Regions from separate parts of the Homo sapiens genome. Here region 1 is linked to region 2. Evidence: read pairs that join two places in POLR2A ChIA-PET (ENCODE). Cell type or tissue: MCF 10A. All regions are shown on one strand. Links, peaks and the distances in the headings refer to the core of each region. The heading gives the core; the rest is flanking DNA. Region 1 overlaps CD46 (CD46 molecule). Region 2 has its middle 28 kb from the start of C1orf116.

Region 1 (2,916 bases), core at 326-2,825, 750 kb after region 2:
CCTATTTTCTTGATCCTTTTTTCACTATTTGTTTACACACACATTCATGCAGGAAGATAAGCAGGGACTTTGTTTTGCTCAATGATAAGTGCTCAGTGCCGGGAACACAGTAGATAACCAATAAATTATTTGCTAAAATGTATTGGGATTGGCAGACATTAAAATCCAAAACATAATAGTGACAAATAAATTATGAACCAAGGGAAGTGCTCTGGAGGCAAGCAGTATAATTTTCAGATATAAATCTGACAGCATTTAACAAATGATTGGAGAGAGGGAAGGCTTCTCTGCTCATCAAACAGACTTTGGGGCATCTGTGCTTGCTGTTCCCTCAGCCCAGGAACATTCTCCTCCTGACCTGCTGCAGAAACAGTCTCGCTCTTCTGCAAACTCAGCTGGAATGTTACACCCTCAGAGACCTTCTCTGATCACCCCACCTCGCGACCCCCCCATCTCAGGTTGAACACATACAACCCAGTTCAAGTCCCTCTTCACTTGTAATCACCCTTTTAAAATGACCTTTTCTGTTCTTTGTCTCACCCTGTCAGAATGCAGGGATCCTGTCTGTCTTGTCGCACTTGTGGTTCCAAAAGCCCGATTTGTTTACCTCTGTATCTGTTAAATACCAGAAAATTAAATATACTATTTGGCTGGGGCTTAGAGCCTAGGAAAAAGTTCCTCCTGCCTCCAAGAGGAAGGTTCTTTAAAGAGCTATGCTCAGGATGGTCTTTCTGCGGTACCTAAAAAGCTAGGGCAGTGGCAGCTGAGAGCCAGAAAGGATCTGTCTCCCCTATTTGTTGACTCTGCAGGGCTTCCAGTACTTCAGTCTTGCATCTCACTGATCATTAAAACGTTCATTTTGAAGGAGGGTAATGGGAGTAGGGAGTAGTGGTGATAAGAAGAAAACAAAAGGACTTTTTTTTTTTTCTTTTAAGATTAATGTTTAGAATAGGCTTAGTGCTAGAAGTTCAGCCTGGACAGCATAAGCAGACCTCACCTATACAAAACATGTAAAAAAAAAAAAAAAAAATTAGCCAGGTGTGATGTTGCATGCCTGTGGTCCTAGCTACTTGGGAGACTGAAGGGGGAGGATCACTGGAGCCCCTCATGGTCAAGGCTGCAGTGAGCCCTGATCATACTCCAGCTTGGATAACAGAGCAAGAGACCCTGTCTCAAAACAAAACAAAACACACACACATACACACACAAACAAACAAAAAAAGAAACAAAATAGGAAGCTGAAGAAGATAATGAAAGCGATTTGAAATAGAGGAACATAGAATTATGAAATGAATAGGGTGCAACATGGAAAATAACAAAACTAAGAATGAAGAGAAGGAAAAGCAAGGTTAAGTTTGAGGTTCATAAGGGTAAATCAAGACAGGTATGAAACCTAGAGAAAGTAAAAATGAGAAGTCACGATGCTAGGCAGAGAGAATACGTGAATTAAAATAAACATTCAATTTTTGGAGCAACTCACTCTCACAAGGAGAAGGTTTCGTAAGCAGACAGTGCTGTGCATGGGAGACCTGCCCTCTCAAAGGTAGTTGCCAAATGGTTCCAGATAGTTGAAGGAAACATGTATCAAATTTCAGGCCAGTCTCATTCCTCCAGAAGAGGAGCTGCTTTTTTGGACAAAACCCGCAATCTCCTGTTGTGCGTGGTCTCTTCTGCCTATTTTAGGTGTTTTCCTTATTTCCAGTGAAAGAAGCCAAGATCAGTAAGCACTTACACAGTAGCGTCTCAGTTTCCTTACTGGGCATACTACAATGCAAAGAGAGCAGTCCATATCTGGTCACCTGCCAGGATACCAGAAGACTGGGAGATAGGCAGCACAAGAAATGGCCTAATCTTCTTTCTCCATTGTGCTGTAGAATGATTATTTTCAATATGAAATTGATTACAATATATTCTTCACATTGTTTTGTGTTTGACAGCAGTGGATTTTGAATACCAAATTTTTTTTGAATAGCTACTCTGAGTGACATATTGTGCTGGGTGTTGTGGCCACATGGATGAATGGAGTTGGCCTTGTTAACTATTAAACACAAAAGCATGTGATAGTTACCTGAGAGATCCATGCAGGGGAGAGTCCAGGGGAAGGTGACTGATCACTGCTTCCCAGGGGGAGGCAGAAAATGCTTCCTGGAGGAGATGATGGGTGGATTAAGGAAGATGAGTTGAGCAGGAGTTGTAGCTACCAGCCAGGGAGGAAGGGTATTCAGAGCAGAGGAAGCAAGGTGAGCAAAGGCACCAAGATGTGACACTACTGGACTGCCAAGCTATTCAGTGTGGCAGAGTAGGGCAAAGGAGGCAAGAAAGAAGGAAGAGGATTAAATCACAGGGTGAGTAATTCTGAAAAGCAACAGACTCATCAGGAGTAAACACTCACCATCATAAATTCAGACTTTCACGTTATTACCTGTCCTTTTAGGGCAACTTGAGCCTTTTGTTTGACTTAGCACAACATGAATCCAAACTAGGGTTGTTTTGATTTTCCCAGGCACGGTAGCAGACAATTTCTTGAATACTTATTTGCAGATAGAGTTTGTCAGTGTCAGCATTTCTTGTGCACCCACAAGGTGAGTATAGTAGAAAAAGAAGAACATGGTTCTTGACCCCCAGGAACTTGCCTTTTAAGAGAAGACACCCTGAAGTGACAAGCTGTTATAAGTTAGTGTTTTAAACTATGGAAGAACAATCTGAGCAGAGTACTCTATACTGTAGAAGACTTCTTAGAGGAGAAGTTACTTTTGAAATGAATTTAGAAAAATGTGGGGAAAGATGCATCCATATATATTTTAAGATCAAAGACATTAATGCTGTCTCTTCAGTTTATTGTCGAATGTTTATTCCCAAACAAACCAAAAGCTAATAGGATGTTACTTAAAACATGCAAGTCCCATTTCCTCCACT
Region 2 (2,916 bases), core at 230-2,729:
CTGCTTGTTAAGTTCCAGTTTCTGAACAGGGCCCTCTGTTCTCTCACCCAGGACTTTTGCACCCTGCTGTTTCCACTGCCTGCCATTCCCATTGTCCCCTTCCTTAAGCTCTTTCCCCTCTCTATTCCCACTTAGGTTATTCAGATCCCGAGATCTGAGCTCAGGATCTTCTGCAGAGAAATCTACTCTGACACAGTAGCCGGCATTAGGTTCCCTCATGGGCTCTCAGAGTACACCATGCTTTCCCTATATTGCATGTATCACAAGTGTAATTTACAATTACCGTTGTTACTGTCTGTCTCATTTGCTGGACTGAATGCTCTATGAGGACAGAAGCATTTTGTAGTTCTTTTTTTTTTTTTGAGACAGAGTCTCGCTCTGTCATCAGGCTGGAGTGCAGTGGTGCGATCTCGGCTCATGCAACCTCTGCCTCCCGGGTTCAAGCGATTCTCCTCCCTCAGCCTCCCAAGTAGCTGGGGCTACAGGTGTGTGCCAAAACGCCCAGCTAATTTTTTGTATTTTTAGTAGAGACGAGGTTTCACCATGTTGGCCAGGATGGTCTCTATCTCTTGACCTCGTGATCTGCCCACCTTCGCCTCCCAAAGTGCTGGAATTACAGGCATGAGCCACTGTACCCAGCTTGTAGTTTTATTCACTATAATATCTTCAGTACTGTGGATGAGTGAGTCAATTTGATTCAATTTAATAACTAACACTCAGATTCAGCAAAGACTTGCTGGGCACCTACAATGTGTCCAGCATGGTGCACTTCCATATGAACACTTAATTAATTTAATTTCCACAAATTTGATGCTAGAGTTTGGAGTCCCAGGGCTAAAGTTATCACATTAGATTATGAGAATTAGATGAGCTCATATATGTTGAAAAGCATAGGCCTGGCACAAGTAGGTAATCAACAAATATTTATTCAATGGACAAATATGTTAACAAAGCAAACTTCTGATAAAGAAGTTAAATAATTTCTTTTCTTTCTTTCTTTCTTTTTTTTTCTTTTGAGACAGAGTCTTGTTCTGTCACCCAGGCTGGAGTGCAGTGGCGCGATCTCAGCTCACTGTAACCTCTGCCTCCTGGGTTCAAGTGATTCTCATGCCTCAGCCTCCCGAGTAACTGGGATTACAGGTGTGTGCCACTATGCCCAGCTAATTTTTGTATTTTCAGTAGAGACTGGGTTTCACCATGTTAGCCAGGCTGGTCTCAAATTCCTAGCCTCAAGTGACCCACCCACCTCGGCCCCCCAAAGTGCTGTCATTACAGATGTGAGCCACCATGCCTGGCTAAATAATTTCTTTTAAAGCTGAAAAACATAGGATTTCCCAAATCACATAGGTTATAAGCGCTAGACCTGGGATTTGAACCCAGGCCTAGAGGTGTGAGTCCAGATCTCATCCCATCACCACTGAGCTCTCCTGGCCTGATGGGGAACTCAAAGAGGTAAAAGACCTTTGTTTGTTTTCAAGGAACAGGCCGTACAGTTGAAGAAGATAGGCACATAGGAAACAACCTGAAGACATAGTTTCCTCTGATTTCATGCCAAGGAAATTGATATGGACAGTGAGTGAAATTGGAAATCAGAGAAGAGAGAGATCCAAGGAGCAGTGAGGGAAGCCTCCAGGGAAAGAGAGGTGGGAAAGGACATTCCCGGAGGATGAGATGACAGAAGCAAGAACAGAAAGGAGCAAGTCAGTATGTATGGGTACGCCACCTACTGGACGATGCACGTTCCTAGTTAGGAGGAGAGGAAGCCTGGGGAGGAGAGGTGGTGCCAGGAGCCACAGGACCTGCATGGAAAAGAGAGATGCCATTGGGCTTGGCAATGGGAAATCATTCCAGATTTCTGACCAAGGGAGCAGTCTGGTGTGAGTAAAGTTCAGGGAAGATCAGCCTGCGAGTGTTGTGTGGGATAAACTGTAAGAAAGAGGAAAGAAAAGGAAGGCAGGGGAAGCGAAGAGGGAGGAAGAATAGAAGAATGGAGGGAAAGAATAGTAGCATTTGTTGTCCACCTTGCAGGTCCTTTCCAAAAGACAGCTTGTTTAATCTTCTCAACTACACTGCATGGTATGTATTATTATCCCAGTTTTGCCGATAAAGAAGCTGGAGTTAAAAGAGTTGATTAACTCACCCAGGGTTACTTATCTAGATAGAAACCAGAACTAATGCTTGAGTGTTTTGCCTCCAGATCCAGCAACCTTTCCTCTATATTTCAAGGTACAGCTGGCAGGGATCCTAGTTAGGAAGTTACTGCAGCAGCAGGGAAGTCATAGGGTGGTGGATTTGGGTACAGAGACTTTCCTGAGCTAAAGTAAGTATGCCCACCTCCAGGGCCCAGCTCTAAAAGCCTGATGGTGGGCACGTTGAGGTGGGCTTTGCTCTAACAAGTCCAGCAATGAAGTCAGGAGCAGTGAAGGGTCCATCCTAGGAAAAGTGTCCAGTGTGGAGTCACGTGGAGAGGAGAATCCAAAGCAGAGTCTCAGGAGATGCAGTTAGAGCCGGGGAAGCAGCCTGGGCGGGAAGTCAGGGCAGCTAGGTTTTAGCCCTGGAAGTACCACTCTGGGACTTTCGGTCAGTCACTTAGCCTCCAGGAACCTCAGTCTCCTCATCTGTAAAATAACATTTAAAATCTAATCTTCCGTATCTTTTTCATTTTGAGACCCAAATGAGATTGTGACTATGGAGGTGGTTTTTTTACTCAGGAGTTCTGGGCTTGTGGAAGAGATGGTGATTGCTATCAGGTGGCAGGATGGTGACAGTGAGGGGCAGGTGGACCCAGGGATGGAGGAGGACAGAGGACAGGCAGACATTTCCCCACCCAGGACAGGCCAGATGTGCTCCCTGAGCTGTTGCCTGTGCTGGGTGTTTGCCATCAGCCATTTCTCCCTCTGACTTTATCAGTTCCAA

What was found. Peaks named below come from ENCODE experiments on the same cell type or tissue, not always from the same donor. Only the 100,000 strongest peaks of a DNase experiment are listed, where the experiment ranks them.
Region 1: POLR2A ChIA-PET joins it to region 2 with 5 read pairs; 1 of 35 experiments calls an interaction of 5 or more read pairs at or near these places.

What each region holds. Positions count from the first base shown.
Region 1 is chr1:207,753,942-207,756,857 of GRCh38, forward strand. The region is part of intron 1 of CD46 (CD46 molecule); the gene reads left to right. Among named protein-coding and RNA genes, the nearest start is that of CD46, 3.3 kb to the left of the region's middle. In MCF 10A, for the core only: no CTCF peak of the experiment used is centred there; a DNase peak (open chromatin) is centred at 1,540.
Region 2 is chr1:207,003,454-207,006,369 of GRCh38, forward strand. It overlaps the pseudogene TRP-TGG5-1. Among named protein-coding and RNA genes, the nearest start is that of C1orf116, 28 kb to the right of the region's middle. In MCF 10A, for the core only: a CTCF peak has its summit at 1,721 (motif pointing left); a DNase peak (open chromatin) is centred at 1,718.